Regions from separate parts of the Homo sapiens genome. Here region 2 is linked to region 1. Evidence: read pairs that join two places in POLR2A ChIA-PET (ENCODE). Cell type or tissue: Panc1. All regions are shown on one strand. Links, peaks and the distances in the headings refer to the core of each region. The heading gives the core; the rest is flanking DNA. Region 1 has its middle 37 kb from the start of SNORA11C. Region 2 has its middle 33 kb from the start of ZNF41.

Evidence for each region. ChIA-PET counts read pairs that join two places held together with the same protein. Peaks named below come from ENCODE experiments on the same cell type or tissue, not always from the same donor. Only the 100,000 strongest peaks of a DNase experiment are listed, where the experiment ranks them.
Region 2: POLR2A ChIA-PET joins it to region 1 with 5 read pairs; 2 of 35 experiments call an interaction of 5 or more read pairs at or near these places.

The regions. Positions count from the first base shown.
Region 1 is chrX:47,423,108-47,427,503 of GRCh38, forward strand. No RefSeq gene overlaps it. Among named protein-coding and RNA genes, the nearest start is that of SNORA11C, 37 kb to the left of the region's middle. In Panc1, for the core only: no CTCF peak of the experiment used is centred there; no DNase peak of the experiment used is centred there.
Region 2 is chrX:47,514,252-47,518,647 of GRCh38, forward strand. No RefSeq gene overlaps it. Among named protein-coding and RNA genes, the nearest start is that of ZNF41, 33 kb to the left of the region's middle. RefSeq lists a silencer at 2,125-2,325. In Panc1, for the core only: no CTCF peak of the experiment used is centred there; a DNase peak (open chromatin) is centred at 2,289.

The DNA of each region.
Region 1 (4,396 bases), core at 156-4,155:
AAAGTAGATTAGTGGTTGTCTAGGACTCGGGTGGGGGTAGGTGGTAGAAATGGAGTGACTGCTCACAGGTACTGGGTTTCTCTTGGGGGTGATGAAAATATTCTAAAATTCTATTGTGATGGTTGCACAACTCTGAATGTACTAAAGCTAATTTAATTGTGATGTTAAATGGATGAATTGTACTGTACGTGTGTGAATTACATCTCAATAAAGTTTAAAAAATAGGAAATTATAAAAATAAAGATTTGAACTAGGTCAGTATTTTTTAAAGTTGAGTCTTTGTAATATTATCTTTAAGAAAAAAATTTATTTATTTATTTGTTTACTTTTATTTTTAATTTTTGGGATGAAGTCTTGCTCTGTCGCTCAGGCTGGAGTGCAGAGGCGCGATCTCGGCCCACTGCAACCTCCGCCTCCTGGGTTCAAGTGATTCTGTCTCAGCCTCCCTAGTAGCTGGGATTACAGGCACACGCCACCACTCCTTGCTAATTTTTGTATTTTTTTAGTAGAGACGGGGTTTCGCCATGTTGGCTAGGCTGGTCTCCAACTCCTGACCTCAGTTGATCCATCTGCCTCGGCCTCCCAAAGTGCTGGGATTACAGGTGTGAGCCACCACACCCCACCTCATTAAGAAAAAAATTTAGGGCGTGGTGGCTCATGCCTGTAATCCCAGCACTTTGGGAGGCCAAGGTGGGCGGATCACGAGGTCAAGAGATCGAGACCATCCTGGCTAACATGGTGCAACCCCGTCTCTACTAAAAGTACATAATTAGCCGGGTGAAACTCCATCTCAAAAAAAAAAATATAATAATTAGCCAGGCATGGTGGCATATGCCTGTAATCCCAGGTACTCAAGAGGCTGAGGCAGGAGAATCGCTTGAACCCGGGAGGCGGAGGTTGCAGTGAGCCGAGATCACGCCACTGTACTCCAGCCTGGCGACAGAGCGAGACTCCGTCTCAAAAAAAAAAAAAAGAAAAGAAAAAATTTAATTAGTGCCTGCATAAAACTTTAGGGAAAAACATTTCTGTTTCTGCCTTGTCTTAGCTATGTGTCCCTGGGGAAATCATATTTACCGCTCTATGCCTCAGTTTCTGCATCTGTAAAATGGGGATAAAAATAATGCCTAAATCTGAGGGACAATGAAGTCATAAATGTACAGTGCTTAGAATAATGCTAGGCACATATCCAGCTCTCTGTATTAGTTATATTAGTAGTAGTAATGGCAAATATAATTTAATTTATGACTTAGTAGTGATACATTTTAGTAATGGCAACTTATGATATTTGTAGCAATAATTTTATTCACACTGACAAGTTTAACTCAATGATTTTGAGAATCTCTCCCAAAGATGTCACAAATATAATATGTTCATTTGTAATGTTTTCTTTCTTTTTTTTTTTTTTTGAGACAGAGTCTGGCTCTGTCGTCCAGGCTGGAGTGCAGTAGCGCGATCTTGGCTCACTGCAACCTTCACCTCCTGAGTAGCTGGGATTACAGGCATACGCCACCATGCCCGGCTAATTATTGTATTTTTTTTTTTAATTTTTTGAGACAGAGTTTCGCTCTTGTTGCCTAGGCTGGAGTGCAATGGCGCAATCTCGGCTCACTGCAACCTCAGCCTCCTGGGTTCAAGTGATTCTCCTGCCTCAGCCTCCCAAGTAGCTGGGATTACAGGCATGCACCACCACGCCTGGCTGATTTTGTATTTTTAGTAGAGACGGGGTTTCTCCATGTTGGTCAGGCTGGTCTCGAACTCCTGACCTCAGGTGATCCGCCCACTTCAGCCTCCCAAAGTGTTGGGATTACAGGTGTGAGCCACCACGCCTGGCCTAATTTTTGTATTTTTAGTAGAGATGGGGTTTTGCCATGTTGTCCACGTTGGTGTTGGACTCCTGGCCTCAAGTGATCTGCCTGCTTTGGCCTCCCAAAATTCTGGGATTACAGGCGTGAGCCACCAGGCCCGGCCTGTAATGTTTTCATTCTTATTATGATGCTTGTACGCTAATTTTTAGTATGAACATCTCCCCACTGACAAGTAGCGACATTTCAAAGACTTCTGAGCACAGTTTCTCCCGATGATAATGTGCCTGTTTTCACATTCTAAAGTGTTGGGGGTTAGGACTTCAATGCATCTTTTGGGGAGACACAATTCAACCCATAACAGTTCCTCAGTATGCAGTCCTCACTTGATAAATCTCCAGGTTTAAAAATCTCTACTGGGCTGGGCACAGTCTAATGCCACCACTTTGGGAGGCCAAGGTGGGAAGATTGCTTGAGGCGAGGAGTTGGAAACCAGCCTGGGCAATAGGGAGATACCCATCTCTACAAAAAGTAGATAAATAAAGATCTGTACTATTGCCAACTATTGCCAAGACGATAACTTGCAAATCCCTAAGCCCTTGGTAAACAATTCTCTTAAAGAGCCCCCTCTCCTCAGTGTGACATATGTCCTCTTTTACAAATACCCAACTGGCAAATACTAACTGTATTAGTTTTCCTTACCTTTTCTTTTTCTTTCTTTTCTTTTCTTCCTTTTTTTCTCTCTTTCTTTCTTTCTTCTTTCTTTCTCTTTCTTTCCTTCCTTCTTTTTTTTTGAGACAGAGTCTCATTCTGTCACCCAGGCTGGAGTGCGGTGGCACAATCTCAGCTCACTGCCACCTCTGCCTCCCAGGTTCAAGCGATTCTCATGTCTCAGCCTCCCCCGTAGCTGGGATTACAGGTGCGCCACCACGCCTGGCTAATTTTTGTATTTTTAGTAGATATGGGGTTTTGCCATGTTGACCAGGCTGGTCTCAAACTCCTGGCCTCAAGTGATCCGCCCTCCTTGGCCTCCCAAAGTGCTAGGATTACAGGCATAAGCCACCTTGCCTGACCAGCTGTATTAGTTTTCTATTGATGTATAACAAATTACCACAAACTTAGCAGCTTAAAACAATACCCATTTATTATCTCACAGTTCTGTAGGTCAGAAGTCCTGGCAGGTTGTATTGGGTTCTCTCCCTAATGGTCTCACAAGGCCAAGGTCAAAGCATTTGCTACGCTGGACTCTTATCTGGAGGTTCTCAGAAAGGACCCACTTTTAACCTTGTTCAGGTTATTGGCAGACTTCAGCTCCTTGCAGTATGTAGGACTGATGTCCCCATTTCCTCGCTGGCTGTCAGCCAGTGGCTGTTTTCTGCTCCTAGAGGGTGACTGAATTTCTCACCGTGTGGGCCTCTTCATCTTCGAAGCCAGCTAGGACGTGTCAAATGCTTCTCATGTTTCCAATCTCTCTGATTTCCTCTTCTGCCACCAGCAGGAGAAAATTCTGCTTTTATGATGGGCTAATGTGCTTAGATTAGGCTCATCTGAATAGTCTCCCTATTTTAAGGTCAACTGATGAGCAACCTTAGTTATATCTGCAAGATCCCTTTTTTATATAATGTAATATAACCACAAGTGAGATCTCATCATATTCACAGATTCTACCTACAATCAAGGAGTTTATACAGGGGTGAGGGATATGGGGGCACATTCTTAGAATTCTGCCTACTGTGGCCGCTTCTGAGCCTTTCCTTTTCATGAATATCCCACCGACATATCCCCATTGATGACCCCCTGACTGGCAAATCTCCCCTTTCAGAGATATCTACCCATTGGCAAATCTTTCATTCATGAACCTGTTGCGGAAAAAAAAAATCACCCCATTCAAAAACATCTATCAAAATGTCCCATTCATGACCCCTCCTAACAAATCTCCCCATTTAGAAATAAACACATTGACATATCGCCCATAGATGACTTCCACTGAAAACTCTTGTTAATAAACGCCCACTGGCATATTTCTTATTTGTAATTTCTTTGTTTCTTTCTTTCTTTCTTTCGTTCTTTCTCCCTTCCCTCTTCCCTCTTCCCCCTTTCCCCTTCCCCCGTCCCCCTTCCCCCTTCCCTTCCTTTGAGATGCAGTCTCAGTCTGTCACCTAGGCTGGAGTGCAGTGGCGTAATCACAGCTCACTGCAGCCTTGACCTCCCGAACTCAAGTGATCCTCCCGCCTCAGCCTCCTAGTAGAAAACAGGACACAATTGAGAATAATCTATCAATCAATAAACTGACCCAGAGCTGACACAAATGTTAAAATTAGCAGACAAGGATATTAAAAGTTATTGTACCTATTGCATATGCTCACAAAGTTAGTAGAGACATGGGAAATGTTTGTAAAAGACCCAAATCAACTTTATAAGACTTCTACTTCTGGGAAAATGAGGTAGATGCGTTTTTCCCCGTTCCTCCCACTAAGTATAACTAAAAATCCTGGATTGATGTTTCTAAAACAAACAGAAGATTCTGGGCTGAGCGCAGTGGCTCACGCCTGTAATCCCTGCACTTTGGGAGGCTGAGGCAGGTGGATCACCTG
Region 2 (4,396 bases), core at 158-4,157, 91 kb after region 1:
GGCTCACTGCAACCTCCACCTCCTGGGTTCAAGTGATTCTCCTGCATCAGCCTCCCGAGTAGCTGGGATTACAGGCATGCACCACCACACCTGGCTAATTTTTGTATTTTTAGTAGAGACGGGGTTTCACCATGTTGGCCAGGCTGGTCTCCAACTCCTGACCTCAGGTGATCTGCCCGCCTCAGTCTCCCAAAGTGCTGAGATTACAGGTGTGAGCCACCATGCCAGGCTGAGCCGAGAGTCTAGCAGTGAGTCTTAACAGGGGGTGGTCTTGCCCCCCACGGGACATTCAGGAATATCTGTAGACGTTTGTTTTGATTTTCACAATGAGGTGCTATCAGCATCTAGTTTGTAGAAGCCAGAGATGCTGCTAAACATCCTACAATGCACAGTCTGCTCCACCCACCACGAAGGAGTTGTTATAGATGTTCAAGAGTCATATATTCTATTTCTTAATAATTATCTCCTAGAGATGCAATCGTTGACATTTCTGGGCTGTGAATCACTGGCCCAGTACACACGCTATAAATCACCTCCATAGAACACCCTGTTTTCTGACTTCCAAAGGCTCCTAATCACTGCTTCACACGCTCAGCAACACTGACCCCAGGATCTGGTGTTGATTAACAAACACTGATCCATAATCACTTCCATCTACTGTCCCCCCAAAACTCACTTACTTCATCCCCAAACCCCTTAATTACAAACACTTAATCACTAAGAAGCATAGATTTCATAAGACTAAGGCCCCACCCAGACCACATGGAACAAAAGCTACCCCACAGGCACCAGTCATATGGCCTCTAACCACTGACCCCTAGAGCACCCATATCCCAGAAGCCCACCAGTCACTATCTTGTAGCTTGGAAGTTGTCACTCCCATCCTCACAAGAAAAAGAGCTGAACAAACGGAAACAAAACAACTCTTCCCAGATTTGTCAGAGAATTGAGGGCACAGGGCAAACTGATGCCCTGAAAAAGTGGAAAGACAGCAATACAGAGAATCACAGCTTATCAGGAGCAGGCATGAGTAGGAAAAGGTAAACCAACAGATCAACTATTGGAGTCTGAGCTGCTCTCAACTACTGGACATGAAGTTCCTCTGTCCCCTCATCCCTGCCAAAACATGGCATGATCCAGCTCTCCAATTTATGGCAGGTGTAATGGGGCAGGTGTAAATAAGTTGATTACATCATGTTTCCTTTTATTTATTTATTTTTTTGAGACGGAGTCTTGCTCTGTTGCCCAGGCTGCAGTGCAGTGGCGCAATCTCGGCTCACTGCAACCTCCACCTCCCTGGTTCAAGGGATTCTTCTGCCTCAGCCTCCCAAGTAGCTGGGATTACAGGCACCCACCACCATGCCCGGCTAATTTTTATATTTTTAGTAGAGACAGGGTTTCACCATGTTGGCCAGGCTGGTCTCGAACTCCTGACCTTAGGTGATCCGCCCGCCTCCCAGGCCCGGTCCAGTGTTTATCTTTTTGTGACTGATTTATTTCACTTAGCATAATGTCCTCAAGGTTGATCCATGTTGTAGCATGCATCAGAATAGCTCCTTTTTAAGGCTGAAGAATATTCCATTGTATGGATAAACCATTTTTTATTTATCTATTCATCCATTGATGGACATTGCTTCCATCTCATGGCTATTGTGGATAATGCTGCTATAAGGCTGGGTGCACTGGCTCATGCCTGTAATCCTAGTAGTTTGGGAGACCAAGGCAGGAGGATTGCTTGAGGCCAGGAGTTTGAGACCCGCCCGGGCAACATAGCGAGACTCAGTCTCTATGAAAAATGAAAGAATTAGTCAAGCGCACTGGTGCATGCCTGTGGTCCCAGCTACTAGGGAAGCTGAGGTTGGAGGATTGCTTGAGCCTGGGAGTTTGAGGCTGCAACGAGCCATGATCATGCTATTGTACTTCAGCCTGGGAAAAAAAACTGCGGCTATGAACATGAGTGTGCAAATATCTCTTCAAGACTCGGCTTTCAATGTTTTTGATATATGCTCAGAGGTGAAATTGATGAATTATATTGTAGATCTATTTTTATTTTTTTGAGGAAGCTCCAAACTGTTTCCTATCAGTTGCACAATTTTACAGTCCCACCAAAAGTGCACCAGAGTTCAAATTTCTCCACATTCTCACCAACACTTGTTATTTTCTGTGGCTTGTCTCCTGCCCCTCCGCAAGCAACAGGAAATACTAGAGACAGAGGCCCAGCCATTGACTAGCACCTTAGTCAATGCCAGGCCCTGACTCATCCCTCCATTTATTCCAGTCACAGTGACAAGATGAAGGAGAAAGGACACATAGGTGTGGAGAACACAGGAAGAGAGGTCCTGACTGGGGAGGACAGTGAGGGGAATTGAATTGGGGGAGCTTCCATTTCTCACCTCTACTCTCTCAGTTTCACTGTGAGACAGAGTAAAACCCTGTCTTAAAAACAAAACAAAACAAAAACAAACAAACAAACAAAAAACAGGCGGGGGCGGGCATGATGGCTCATGCCTGTAATCCCAGAACTTTGGGAGGCCTAGCTGGAAGGATCACTTGAGCCTAGGAGTTCAAAGCCAGCCTGGGTAACATAGTGACACCCTGTCTCTACAAAGAATTAAAAAAATTATCCGAGTGTGGTAGCGTGCACCTGTGGTCCCAGCTACTCAGGAGGCTGAGGCGGGAGGATCGCTTGAGCCCAGGAGGTCAATGCTGCAGTGAGCTGTGATTGTGCCACTGCACTCCATCCTGAGCAACAGAGCAAGGCCTTGTCTCAAATAAATAAATAAATAAAAATTAAAAGAGCTCAAATAAACTGAGACAGAGGTTGAAAAATGGTTACAATGGGTAGGGGTTGGAGGGGAGATGAAGGTCTGAGGATACAAAATAGCAGATACCTACGATGAACAAGTCTGGAGGCCAATGTACAACATGAGGACTAAAGTTGATACAATTGTATTAGGGATTTTTGCTAAATAAGTGGATTTCAGCTGCTCTCCTCACAGAAAGTAACTGTGAGATGATAGATACTATGCTAATCTGCTTCGCTATAGTAATCATTGTACTATCTACATGTATCTAGTCATGTACGTATCCCATGACATTATGTTGCAAACCTCAACTATACACAATAGCATTTATTTAAAAATAAAATAAAAATAGGCTGGGCGCTGTGGCTCATGCCTGTAATTCCACCACTTTGGGAGGTTGAGGTGGACAGATCACTTAAGGCCAGGAGTTCGAGACCAGCCTGGCCAACATGGTGAAACCCCATCTCTACTAAAAATACAAAAATCAGCTGGGCGTGGTGGCGGGCGCCTGTAATCCCAGCTACTTGGGAGGCTGAGGCAGGAGAATTGCTTGAGCCCAGAAAGCAGAGGTTGCAGTGAACCAAGATGGTGCCACTGCACTCCAGCCTGGATGACAAAGTAAGACTCTGTTTCAAAAATAAATAAATAAAAATAAAAATAAAATATACACTTAATTTCAAAGTGTGTGATATACTTTGTAGTCACTTCCAGGCACTGCCTAGGCTAAAAGTCACTTCCACTTGGTTATATTGGACCCAGGATGGTGAGGAATTTGCATTCAGCCCTGACCACGTGCTCCCCACATGGGTGCAGGAGGACAAATTTGTCAGGCAGCACCACTGGATGAAGACTTGGCATCTTCCGGCCCAATGTGGAGACAACTCTGTCTTCATCCTTCTAACTGACTAGGGTAGGAAGAGTGATTTACAGCTCTAGCTACCATAGGCCTGAGACATATCTCATAACAGAGGTGCTGGGAGAGCCGCCTTTTCCCCCCAGAACCCACCTGCCTGCCTGGCCCGGGGACCGTGGGGACCTGGGCTCCCTGGGGGATGGGGCAGAAGTGGCAGTAAAATAAATGGAGCGAGTAGAGGTGAGAAATAGAAGCTCCCCCCATTTGATTCCCCTCACTCTCCTCCCCAGTCAGGACCTCTCTTCCTGTGTTCTCTGCACCTGACGTGTCCCTTCTCTTCCAGCTTGTCAATGTGACCGGAATAAATGGAGGGATGAGTCAGGGCCTGGCATTGATCAAGGAGCTGGGAGGGAGGGTCTGGGCCTCTGTCTCTAGTACTTCCTGTTATTGGCAGCAAGGCGGGAGATAAGTCAGACCCCTGCATTCAGTTGCTAGAGAGGTGGCTGAGAGGAAGTCACTGAAGGGACCAAGAAGTGACATTTGTCATTTTCTCTCCTGCCTCCAGCTTTCTTTGGCTCACATTTCCACCCTATGCCCTAGGCTGCCCTGACATTCAGCCCTGCTGCCCCAGTGCCCTCCAGGACTTGTATCCCCACCCATCCATTGTACAGCAAATTCTGATCCAGAATATATTAGGATGTGAAACCCCATGTGTTCTTGATCTTCGATCTCTAATTGC